Regions from separate parts of the Mus musculus genome. Here regions 2 and 3 are each linked to region 1. A link is a contact called in ENCODE Hi-C or POLR2A ChIA-PET data. All regions are on one chromosome and are shown on one strand. Each heading gives the region's core, a stretch centred on a gene start or an enhancer-like site at or near the end of the contact. The rest is flanking DNA. Distances are from core to core; before and after follow the strand shown.

Evidence for each region. Hi-C counts contacts between places; a loop is a spot of excess contacts on that map. ChIA-PET counts read pairs that join two places held with the same protein, here RNA polymerase II (POLR2A).
Region 2: a loop to region 1 is called in a map of heart, with 5 times the contacts of the local background. The contact joins the enhancer-like site here to the promoter of Chst12 in region 1. A Hi-C loop is called at or near these places in 1 of 37 maps with a recorded cell type or tissue (heart). POLR2A ChIA-PET finds 5 or more read pairs at or near these places in 1 of 5 experiments (embryonic stem cell).
Region 3: a map of regulatory T cell shows a loop between it and region 1 (1.9-fold over the local background). The contact joins the promoter of Lfng here to the promoter of Chst12 in region 1. A Hi-C loop is called at or near these places in 1 of 37 maps with a recorded cell type or tissue (regulatory T cell). POLR2A ChIA-PET finds 5 or more read pairs at or near these places in 2 of 5 experiments (Patski and embryonic stem cell).

The regions. Positions count from the first base shown.
Region 1 is chr5:140,503,787-140,507,929 of GRCm38, reverse strand. Chst12 (carbohydrate sulfotransferase 12) reads right to left here and starts at 2,321. Exons shown (of 2, transcript NM_021528.3): 1 at 2,234-2,321. All of the region lies in intron 4 of Gm38728 (a long non-coding RNA gene), which reads left to right.
Region 2 is chr5:140,572,371-140,576,718 of GRCm38, reverse strand. No RefSeq gene overlaps it. Among named protein-coding and RNA genes, the nearest start is that of Grifin, 9.5 kb to the right of the region's middle. Within about 2 kb of position 1,303, at least 1 of the 3 ENCODE cell types and tissues checked has a DNase peak (open chromatin) inside an H3K27ac peak, as active enhancers do; it is heart, where a contact is called at or near this core.
Region 3 is chr5:140,605,789-140,609,954 of GRCm38, reverse strand. Lfng (LFNG O-fucosylpeptide 3-beta-N-acetylglucosaminyltransferase) reads right to left here and starts at 2,614. Exons shown (of 8, transcript NM_008494.3): 1 at 2,111-2,614. The coding sequence starts at 2,539.

The DNA.
Region 1 (4,143 bases), core at 1,072-3,571:
CCAGACTCTGAGCCCAAGCACGCGTGCCTTGTGCTGGAGGTCCTCAATGTCACAGATTCTTAGCGTCTACAAACCACACACTTTCCCACGTCTCCTCCACCACCCAGTGCAGTGGGGGTGGGGACCAGCAGGAACCTGGCTGCTGCTCCCAGACTTGCATTGCTTCTTTCTTCTGCCCAGTTCTTACTGAATCGTACAGAGAGCCTCACTGCCCAGAGAAGCCCTGGGGGAACTCTGGCTCTGCACCACCTCCCCTAACCACTGAGCCACACCCACAATGTCATGCACTGCATCTCCCTACACCCCAAGCTTCCCTGCCCTTCCCTCTAGCATCACGAGTTTACCTCTGACAGACCTGGTCCTGGTTCCCATCACACCTCAACTGCAATCTCCAGCAATGGAACCTGGTCTCCAGCAGGGCATAAGGCTCTTCTCAAGCAGAAATCCGTCCTCCCAGAGCTGGGAGAATGGCCGAGTCGGTACAGTGCTTGCCACGCAAGCACACGGACCTCAGTCCAGATCCCCAGAACCAATTAAGTGCTGTGTGCCTGAAACCCTAGGCCAGCCAGCCTTGCCAATTGGTGAGCTCTAGGCCAGTCTGTTTAAGAGCAAGGACATGGCATTCCTGAGGACGACACCCAACGTTATTCTCTGACCTCCAATGCACCTGCATACACACATGGACATGCACACAACTCCTTGCCCGCCCCTCCAGAAACTAGTCTTTCCCCCACAGGCCCCACCCCTCATGAGCACAGCAACTCAACGTCTCCTGAATTAGCTGCTTCCAGTCTTCAATGCTAAGGGTTTCTTTTGTTTGGTTTCTTTGAGACAGGGTTTTATGTAGCCCAGGCTAGACTTCAACTGTAGACCCTCCTGCCTTCACCTCTTGGGGATTACAGGTACGTGCCACCTTTCCTGGCATTCTCTTTGCATACCGCAAACGTCTTTCATACACTTGGCACTCAAGTGGCCCTGAACCAGGACGACCTGAGCTACCCAGGGCCCATGGTTCCCAGCATTCCACCCAATATGGTGGTTTGCCCTTACAGCAGGAAACTGAAGATGCAGACCCACGAAAGCGACATGACAATACGGGTACAAGCAAGCTCAGCCCCAGATCCTAGCAAGGAAATTAAACATGAAGGTACAGGCAGGCCCTTTTGTAATTTTTGTGTTGTTTTGTTTTAAGTCTGAGTCTTACCCTGTAGCCCAGGCTGGCCTGAACCTCACTATGCGGCCCAGGCTGCCCTCAAACTCACAGCAATCTTCTTGCCTAAGCTCACAAGAACTGGCACCACGCTCCACCTTAGGCAACTCGCTCCACCTTAGGCAACTCGCGAAGTTGCAGTATCATACCCAGCACATAGCAGTTTCCCAACAATCTTTTTTCTCTCCTTCACACCCGGAAACAGGGCCCTAACTCATGTTACCTAGGCTGGAGCCACACGGTGCTGTCCCAGCAATGGAAGGCTCACAGCCCCGTTCTCCCCCGAGGGTGACATTCCCACTCAATTCCGGGGCTCCCAGCGCAGCGTGGGATTATAAAATAAATAATTTAAGAAGGGTGCAAACATTACAGCTCTCTGTGCGACAGCTAGGCGGATGTGCGGAAGGAACCCAAGGTCTGCCAGCGATGTCTTCGTGGCCAGAAGCCCAAAGAGAAGATAGGTCCTACTGTTAGCCACTAATGCGCGGCTTCCTGTGGCCCACCAGGCATGAGGCTGCTGCTGGGGGCACCCGCAGCAATGCACAGGGCAGGAGGATGCTCAGTAGACTGGGGTGAGATGTGGGGCCAGTGCTTGCTCGGTACAAAACCTGGCTTCGGAGACAGCCTCCTGCAAGGTCTGGCCGGGACACTGCAGCACAACAGTCTCTGAACAATTGCTTTCTCGCCTGGACACCCAAACAGCCAGAGGCAAAACTGGGAAGGTGTTTTCCCAACCTCCGAGCCAGCCGCTACTACTGCAAAGGAGGTCGGCCAAGTGGCCACACCTTCCTCCACGCATTCTGCAGGGCTGCACAAGAAGATGGCTCAGAGAAGGTGCACGCTTGGCTAAGGTTACACAGCCAGCTGGACAGAACTGGGATTCGAACCCGGGACCACGTGGGAGCTGCCTAAGCCAGGCAGAAGGAGGTACCAATCTGCATCGCCAAACCATGGACCATCGCCCCACCCTAGGACTCGGGACTCCTACGCACCCCTCGCTCTGCTCGAGCCTGCGCTCCTCACCTAGCGCCCGCCACAGTCACCGCCGCTGCTGCTGTTGCTGGTGATGCTGATTCTGCAGCCGAAATCGCCTCCTCCCGCTAGCAGCCCCGCCCGAGGCGCGGCTCCGCCCCCAGGCAGACCTCCCTCCATCCTCTCGCGAGAGCTAACGAGCGGGACTACGCCCGTTCTGGATGCGCTTGCGCACTTCTCCCCGTTCCTGCCCTCGCCAGCCAGTGCCATGTGGCACCTTATTTACGGCCAGAGATTGGTCCCACCCACCATCCCTGAGCGTCCCGCCCCTTTTGCAGCAACCAATCCGGAGTGGGGGCGTGGCTGATCTCAAGGGGCGTTGCCTGTCTCGCAGTTTGAACTTGCAACGTGGGCTGTGCAAGCTGACAATCCTGTCAGAGTTTATGGGGCTTAAGAGAGACCATGCAGGTAAAGCTCTTAGTGAGAGCCAGGCATGGTGCAAGCTGTCACCGCAGCTACTTGGCAGGGGGGAGGGAGGAACGGGAGGGGCTGAGGCAGTAGGATAGGAAGTTCCAGGTTAGCCGTACTTAATGAGAGCCTGTCTCAAAAACAAACAAACAAACAAACAAACAAGGTATGGGGAGAGGATTCAGTGGGTAAATGAGGTGCTCGCCTCACAAAGGTGAGAAACTGTGGTCAGATCCACAGAACCTGTGAACAGCCCATGCTCGTGAGCCAGGCTCCGTGGTGCTTGCCTGTATGGCAAGACCGGGAGGCAGAGAGAGAGTCTGGAGCTTGCTGGCTCCCTAGCCCTCTCTATATGGTGAAGTTTCAGACAAAAGAGAAGCTCTGTCTCAAACAGAAGTTGGAAGGTGCCTGAGGTTGTCCTCTGAGTCCCACATATCACACATGAGGTGCACACATGCACCTGCAAAAGAAAGCTAGCGTGGTGACGCACACTTAACATCCCAGCACTGAGCTGCCTTCCCAAAGCAGGGGACTGGTTCCGAGCCAACGGGCTCTCCCAGTGCCTAGGGTTAGAAGCCTCTTTCTGTAGCAGTATGACACAGAATGGCAGAGGACAGAACCTAGGAAGATTTATTATATTCTGGTGGCAGATGATCCCATCTTACTAACTAGGATTCAAAACCTACAGCTGAGTCCCCTGGGTTGCCATGTGTGCGTGTGACCTGCTCAGGCTGCTCTAACTGTAACACAGACCCAGCCTCAACTATGGACAGCTCTTTTCCTAGGGTTCTGCAGGCCAGATGCCAGGAGTTGAGGTAGCAAGCAGGCTGGTTCTTGCAGAGAGCCCTGCAGGAGCATCTTCCAGCCCTTCTCTTTACCTCCCTTTTGCGTACTTCAGCCCAGATTTCCATTTTCATAAGGGCACAGCCAGACAAGATCAGGACTATCCCATGACCTCATTTCATTACCATTCTCCTGGCTCAGTCTCCAAATAAGGTCATCTCTAAGGCACTAGGAGCTAGAGCACCAACATCTCTTTCCTTTTGGGGCTGGAAGATAGAACACAATTCAATCTATAACTGTAAGTTCGAGGGCTCAGGTGTGGTTCAGGGGGGGTAGAATGCTTGCTCTGCCCTGGGCTCCATCTCTATCAATGTATAAACAAGGCATGATGCCACACATCTGCAACCCCAGCATTCAGGAATTGTAGGCAGTAGGATCAGAAGTTCAAAATCATCTGTGAGCCAGGCGTGGCGGTGCACACCTTTAATCCCAGCACTCGGGAGGCAGAGGCAGGCGGATTTCTGAGTTCGAGGCCAGCCTGGTCTACAAAGTGAGCTCCAGGACAGCAAGGGCTATACAGAGAAACCCTGTCTCGAAAAAACAAAAAACAAAAAACAAAATCATCTGTGGATGTACAGTGAGCTTGAAGATAGCCTGGGCTACATGAGACAATGTCTCCAACAAAACAAATGAACAAACAAAGCATAAAT
Region 2 (4,348 bases), core at 54-2,553, 70 kb before region 1:
TAGCCTGAACTCTGATATTAAACTCTTTCCTATCTACCTTTGGTCATGTTTTTTTTTTTCTTAAAGATTTGTTTATTATTATATGTAAGTACACTGTAACTTTCTTCAGACACTCCAGAAGAGGGTGTCAGATCCCATTATGGTTGTGGGCCACCATGTGGCTGCTGGGATTTGAACTCAGGACCTTTGGAAGAACAGTTAGTTCTCTTAACTGCTGAGCCATCTCTCCAGCCCCATGGTCATGTGTTTATCACAGCCACAGAATGCAAATGAGAACAGATGAGTGGATGGACAGACGGATGGCCCCTGGGCTTACTCCTTGTCAGCCCATTCAGAAGAGGCTGGGTGTTATACTCTGGGTTATAGCACCCAGCTATAGATATAGATAGATAGATAGATAGATAGATAGATAGATAGATAGATAGATAGATAGATAGATACATAATACATACATACATACATACATACATACATACATACATACATACATACAGGACTTAGACTCCTCAAATGTCTAAGAAACCTCAGTCTCTAGGAGTGTCAAGCTGTGTGACCCAGAACATGAACATGATCTCGTTGAGATGTAAATATCAGGATAGGGATCTGGAGAGATGGCTCAGTGGTTAAGCACACCCTCTGCTCTTGCAGAGGACCAGGGTTCAATTCCCAGCACCCACATAGTGGCTGGCTCACAATTGTCTGTAACTCTTGTTCCAGAGGCTATGATGCCCTCTTCTGGCCTCCACAGGCATCAAGCATGTGTATGATACACAGGAATACAGGCAGGTAAAACATTTGTGCACATAAAATAAATAAATCTTCAAAAAAAAAAAAAAGGCTACTAAGACTTCCTCCAGGCCACAGAGAACCCAGAAAGCTGAAAGGTGGTTGGGGGAGGGGAAGGGGGGTGTCTCTGAGCAGAAAACAGTCCTCAAACCTCTTCCTGCTGTGGCCCTGTCAGAGGGTGGAGGCCTGACTAGCCAGCCATGTGAGGAAGCCAAGCCTTCAGGCTCACCTCCAGATAAATAAGCCCTGCAGAGCCCAGGGTCTCCTCGCCTGTCCCCTGCCTGCCTGGCACAGATACAAGGACGCACAAGTGCAGATGCCTTTCTGTGAACACAGACTCTTGCTGGCTGCAGATATCTCTCCACTCTGCTCCACCTCTGACCTGTGACCTCGGCCATACACTGCCCCTTCCTGGACTCTGTGTCCTGCTATGGGTTGAGAGCTTGAATCCCTCATCGGCCAAAGATGGAGGAGCTGGGTTGGTTGTGCGAGGGCTGTGGGGTTGGGTGTGGACCAGGTCCTCCTGAGCCAATTTGGCCCCTGCTCCTGTGTCTGACCCCCACGCTTCCTCCCTGTACCCCCTCTGGGGAGGGACCTTAATTAACATCTTCCTGTTCAGTTTCCAAAAACATATTTGGGAGGATTATTTTGCAAAGGAAATGTTTTTGAAAGAATCTTGTGTCCCGTTGTTCCAACCCAGGGAAGTGGGGGCAACGGTCAGAGCAGGGACACTGAGTGAGGCTTTGGGGGACCCTGATGTTTAGGTGAGCAAATCTGATAGACTCCAGACTTGAGCCCCTCTCAGAGCAACCATCCACCTCCCAAGAGAACCTGGGGTGACAGTGAGAAGGCTGGAAGCCGAAGATGGGAGGCAGACTGTGTGTGTGTGTGTGTGTGTGTGTGTGTGTGTGTGTGTGTGTGTGTGTGTGTGTGTATGTGTGTGTGTGTGTTTGTGTGTGTGTGTATGTGTGTGTGTGTGTGAGTGTGTGTGTGTGTGTATGTGTGTGTGTGTGTGTTTGTGTGTGTGTGTATGTGTGTGAGTGTGTGTGTATATGTGTGTGTGTGTGTGTGTGTATGTGTATGTGTATGTGTGAGTAAGTGTATGTATGGGACACACCCTTCACAATCAACCACAGCAAGCCCCAGGTGCATCTCAGGCCCTGTGTCTAAACCACTTATTCTCTTTCTCCTGGGCAAGTACTTGAACACTCTCCCACCGTGGCTCACAGACCTATCTTCCTCTTCTCTCTCCTGCCCCTAGAAAATTCCTTTGGGATCTGGGTCCAACCCACTTTGACCATGACCTCTGACCTCTGACAGATGTCCTTCAGGACCTTGGGGACTTTTTCCTGTGTGGAACCTGTGTCTGTCTCTTCAGCAGCGGGGACACCTTAAGTTCATGTTATCTTTCCCTTGAACTTGGTCCTTGGAAGATCCTTTGTTTACTGTTTACATTTCTTATACATTTCCATCCTTCCTGCCTCCTCCCTCCCTTCTTTCCTCTTTTCCTCCTTTTCTTTCTCTCTATACATACGTGCACATATGTACATGTGGATACTTACAGAAGCCAGAGGAGGGCCCTGCAGCTGCAGTTGCCCACCTGATGGGGGTGCTGGGCACAGAACTTAGGTCCTTTGCAAGAGCCACAAGAGCTGAGAACCACTGAGCCATCTCTCCAGCCTGCCTTCTTTTCTTCCTTTTCATGGGGTCTCCTGTATGTGGTTCTGAGGATCGAACTCAGGGCCTTGTGTGTGCTGGACCAGCACGCTACCCACTGAGCTGCATTCCCAACTCCTCCCCTCTCACCTGCTACTTGCTTTGCCCTGTTCCTTCTTATCCTGCTTCCTTTTAATTATTTCTATCAAGGGCTGGAATTACAGACACAAGCTGACTACTTCTTCCCCTCCTCTTCTTCCTCCTCCTCCTCCTCTTCCTCCTTCTCCTCCTTCACCCTTCTCCTTCCTTTATTTTTGTTTTTTTCAAGACAGGGTTTCTCTGTGAAGCCCTGGCTGTCCTAGAACTCCATCTATAGACCAGGCTGGCCTCGAACTCACAAAGACCCGCCTGCCTCTGCCTCCCAAATGCTGGAATTAAAGGTATGAGCCACCACCGCCCAGCTACCCCCTCCCCTCATGTAGCCCAGGCTGGCCTCAAGAAAGATCACCTCCACCTCCCAGATACTGGGGTTTTAAGCATGTACCACCATACTTGGTGTTGTGTGTTATTGGGGGTTGACCTTGGGCCCTGGTGTGTGTTAAGCTAGCACTCTCCCCACTGAGCCCCAACCCCAGTGCCCTCTGTTCTTAGTTCCTATCCTGAGAATCATCCACACTGAACCATGCCTGCTGCCGAAAACATAGCAGGCTGTTAGCATGTGGGAGGCACCTGCCAAAAACATGACATGAAAGAAATGACTGACTCCCTTGTGAGAGGGTTCAGGAGACCCCGTGGATCCCGCCGGGACACTGACCCATGAAGTCTGCAGACCATCCCTTGGCTGTCACCTCTCAGTTCTACACCCTCACCCCCACCCCATGATCGTGTGTAGTTTTTTGCTCACTTAAAGCTTCCGTCTCAACCTGTCACCTACAGGCCCTTCTTGTCCACTGTGAACCCTCTCACCAGGTCCCAGTCCAAAAGGTGTGCTCCATAAATAAAGAGTGTTTCATAAATGTTTGTTGAATGATTAAATGTTGGTGACTCTGTCATGGACCTAGGAGGGTCTAGGAGTAGGGTCTCTTAACAAAAATCCTTTAGCTCAAAATGCATCCCTCATTTCCTGGGAACGTGGCTTAGTTGGTGGAGTGTTTGCCTAGCATGCCTGAAGCCCTGAGTTCCATCCCAGAGTCTCATAAACAGGATATGGTGGCCAGTGTCTATAATCCCAGCACTTGGGATGTGGAGACAGGAGGAACTACGTGGTGAGTTCCAGGCCAGCCTTGGCTACATCAGACCTTCTCTGGACAAGAAGCACCCTTCAGTTCCTGCTTCCTGTATACCCATGCTCCTTTGTTCCAGCTTCTCCCTAAGCCTCAGTTTCTACCCCATCCTGCCTTCTGAGCCGTAAGCCAGTCTCAGCTCTCCTCTGGCCTCTGGCCGCCTCGAGCTGGGGGAAATTCCACAAACTTCATCCAGTGCTGGCTACGAAGAGGACATTTCTCAACCCCCTAGGGATTCTCTGAGGCAGGGGTGGGACAGTGGGTCAGAGTCTGCAGCCAGCTGGGGTAGACAAGTGTGAAGGGCATAAGGCTGGAGTTCTTCTGGCAACTTCCCGGGCTTATCTGGGCCTCAGTTTCCCCTTTGAGAAAAGAGAGGGGCGGGGCTGCCCAGCCTGAGGCATGCGCTTTCTGGTCTTTTCTCCTCTTCTGTTCTCTTTTATTTTTGCCTGACTTTGCTTCTTCAAGAGTTTCTACCTGGGCTGGAGAGATGGCTCAGCGTGGTTAAGAGCACTGACTGCTCTTCTGGAGGTCCTGAGTTCAATTCCCAGCAGCCACATGGTAACTCACAACCACCTGTAATGAGACCGGATGCCCTCTTGTGTGTCTGAAGACAGCGGTGGTGT
Region 3 (4,166 bases), core at 1,365-3,864, 100 kb before region 1:
GAGTACCATCTTCTTTTCTCCTTGGCATATAGTTAAGAGACCAGAGAGGACACTGGCCTGTGGCCACACTCAGGAAGAAGTAATGGGAGACCCTGATCTCAGTCTGTCCCCATCCCACCAACTTCCCCTAAGGAGGACGGACAGGGCAGAGGGGGGCAGCAGAGCTGGTGAGGGCAAGCAAGGGGGTGGGGGAGAGACACACAGGAAGCAGCATTGTTCCTGGAACCGAGATTCAAAGAAACACAGGATGCCAAGTTCTGCCCCAGCCATTGTGGCTGTGGCGGTGGCAGCCTGCAGCCTGGCGCGCTCCTTAGTGGTGGGGGAGGAGCAGCGGGCCAGAGGCCAGGCGCTCTGCCTGTACCCCTGACCAGCCTCTCCACCTCACCGAGCCTGCTTGGTTTTTTTGTACAGCCCCACAGTCATGCCTGGTGCCAAGATTGCCCTTCCTGGACCCTAGGACTCTGATGCAGATGGAACCTCCTCCTCCAGGAAGCCTTCCTTCCATTCATCCCCAATCCAGGTTAATGGAGCCTCTCTCACCTTCCATCAGACTGCAGCCGCCCTGGACAGACAGGGGAGCAGGCCCTTTGCTACAGGTTCCAAGAGCCCCTGATCATAGCACACAAGAGGGGGGCTTTGCCTGTCATGTGCACGGGAGGTGAGCATGGCAGTAAATGCAGCATTTTCTGGGTAGGGGGCCCCCTTATTCAGAATGACTGCTGGGATCACCAAGAGCCTCCAAAGTTCTACAGTCCACTTTATAATACCTCACTAGAAAGTATTTCCCTTTTCTGAGAGCAAGAGAGGATCAGAGAGACCCTAGGCTTCTCACCAGACCACACAGTCCAACTGAGTCCCAAATCCCTGAATAAGAGTTTCTCAGAACCGATAGTGGCCCAGAGTGGGATAGATGCTATCCAATATCACACAGCAGGAAGGCTGAATGAAGGGGTGGGGGAATGCCCTGGCTCAGGGATCGTGCCCCACGAGGGCTGTCATTCAGGGCTGGGGGGAGGACACAGAGGCCCCCTCATCACCAGGCAACCTGAGTGGCCAGCACGCCAGCCAACGGTTCCCATGGAGCGCATAGCTGTACACAAGAGGCCGACGCCTTTCTCGGCTGGAGAAAGGGGCTTTGTTGCCTTGCCCAAGGGGCCGGCGTGAGAGCAGCCTAGCGCTGGGAATCCTAACGGCACCACAGCCAAACAAAACCCATGGCCCCCCGCTGCCCCCTCCCGAAGGCCTGCTGAGCCCCTGGGAAAGGGACGCCTCATTCTCAGGAGGCTACGGTGGGGTTCTCAGGGCCCCTCTTTGACCAAGACTAGATAGGAGCCTGTCCTCTTAACCTCCACTGTCCTAAAGCGAAGTCTCACTGGGGCTGGGTCAGGAAGGAAAGTGAGTCTTAGTCTTCACACCAAATATCTACCCCCACCCCTACACACACACACACACACACACACACACACACACACACACACACACACACACGCAGTGCACTCTGCTCTCCCGCCCCAACGGTCCTGTTGTAGCCTCCAGGGAGATTTTCAAAGTGGGGTGTGTCTTTTTATTATGTGTATGAAGTTGGTCTAACAGGAGGTGGGGGAGCTGAGCTACTGAAGTCAGGGTTCTGAGCAAGTCTGGAGAACTAGCACCCATTTCTTTCACTTTGCCTGGTCCAGGGGTGTGCTATGCCTTTTCCTCCCTCCCTTTCAAGGGGGCGTACCTTCCACCCAGGAAGAAGGAAGGGGAGTGAAGGGGACCCAGGATGGAACTGAGCCAATTTGCTCGAAAAAGTTTAGGAACAAATATGGCCATTCACTCCAGTGTTTAGGAGAAGCGTTACAGAGCCAGCCCTAAGCTGGAGGCGACTCATCCAGACACAGAGCATGTGGCTGGGGTGACCCTGGGCAACACGGAAGGAAGCTTCCAGGGTAGTAAGGCAAAGTGAACCCCAGCAGCCACACGGGGCTGTAATGGGATTTATCAGTGTCATCGTTTCCCAGATAGACCCAAAGCAATTAACGCATCGGGAACCGCTATCGTCAGTCACCAGTTGGACCAGAGGGTGATCCCCACTTCATCCCCCTGCCCAGGCCGCGCTGGGTCTCACCATCTCCTTGTGGCGCGAGATCCAGGTCTCGAACAGCAGATCGAGCCGCGCGCGGTGAAACTTTCTGGTGGTCTTGACGGCGATGAAGACGTCGCGAGGGGACAGAACTTCGGCGGGGGGACGCGGATGGCCGTCGCCCTGGCGAGAAGCGACCCCGGGCGGTGGATCCGCGTCTCTGCGCGCGCGGGTGAGTAGACTGAAGTACTCGGAGAGGCTATGCACCTCGCGGGTGAGGACTCCGGGATCCACAGCCGCCCTGGACCCTGAAGCCGGAGCTCCTCCAGAGGAGCCCGCCAGGCTACGCAGCGCGCGCCGTCCGCGCTCAGCGGGCATCGGAGTCGGTGGCGGGTCGGCCGTGAGCACCAGGAGACAAGCCAACAGCGCGCCCACCAGCGCCAGCAGCAGGCGCCGGCCGCACCGCTGGAGCATGGTGGCCGGCGGCCGCACGTAATATCTATCCCAGTGCCAACTGGTCCGGCTGCCCGAGGCTCCCGGTCCAGCTGCGCGCCTCTCGCTTCAGGAACTCTTAAACCTCCCCTGCCCGCCACGCCTCCACGCGCTAATTGGCTGCTAGCCTTGGGGCGTAACCTTTAGGGAGATCTCTCCTTCCCACGTGGGATACGGACAAGGGGCTGGGAACCACCCAGCTGGGGTACCCACGGCACCCGCCCCCTTTGTGCACGAGCCTGTCCCGCCTGCGCCGAGTCACCCTCCGGAGCTGCTCTGGGAGACACCCAGCCTGACCAACGCCCGCCACGGCTGCACGTGGAGGACGCGCCCCCGAAGCTGGGACCTGGGTGATAGGGCCAGTGCTCCTCCGCGGGCGACATCCTTGGCTTCTCGCTGTGCATTTCCTGTCCCCGAGCGGGTTTCCTTCCCTGGGGAACGGTGCTGACTGAGCCAAAGTGGTAGCCTGCAGTGTGTCCTGAGCGATTAATTTTGAGCTGCCCTTACTGATACTTATGTCTTAGGAGTGGACCTGAAGTTCAGGCAAAAGGGTATCAGTGACAAAATTCTACGTCCCTCCGTCGGTCCATCCTTCCCTCCTCCCCCAGGCAGGCCTGTCTTGGCATCATGTTCCTAAATGGGGAGGGTTGGTCCCCAAAAACCTCAGGCACCCCGTAGCGAGGAGACACTCAAGCAGCCTCTTTCCTCGAAGGATGAAAGGCTACCTTCTGTTCCATTTGGTTCCTCCGCACTCCTACCAGATGTGACCCAGCTGTGCGCCATCCCAGACCCGCCTCCCCGGCACACGGCCCCCTTCCCACGGGCGGGGGCCTTGCCTGCGCCTAGCACGAGCGGGGGCGGCAGGAATGTGCGCCTAATGGTAGGGTGAGAGGCTACGGGTCCGGAAATGGCCAAGGGTCCCCTGGAGTGGGAGCAGGGTCCGAGCCCGAGCCTGCTGCATCTTCCGGGAGCGCAGCTGGGGGCGGCTCTCCGCCTGGCTGCCCCTGGGTCTGGTTGGCTTCAGTTTCCGCGTCCCCCTTCAAAGGAAGTCTGAGCCCACCCTGCCACCACGGATAAACTGCTGTTCCTTCTGTCGCCGACTCCCTAGCGTTTATATTTTAGACCGGAGTATCATTTCTAATTATTTCTCTACTACACTCTTCTTAATGTCCGTCCCTCTCTTGGAGGTTAAAAGAAGGCATCAGGCTGGATCAGGTAAAGACTTACTGCAGGGGCTGGCCAGATGGTTCAGTGGGCAAACGCAACTGTCACCTAGGCAGATTTGAGTTTATTTCCCAGGACCCACATGGTCAGAAAGAACCAACAATATGTTGCCCTCTGACCTCCACACGTGCAACTTGGCCTGAGCAACACACATTTATACACACGCACGCACGCACGCACATACACATACGCACACCTGCTTTCAACAAAATTCTTTTCAAAATGAAGACAGACATGATAGCCCATGTAGCAGGCTTGGACGATTGCTGAACATTTAAAGGCAGCCTGAGTTACAGAGTGAATATCGGGTCAGCCCCTGCTGCCGTGTAAAAGAGCGCCTGAAATGTACCTCATCTGGCAAAGTTGGTAAAGTGTTTGCCTAGCA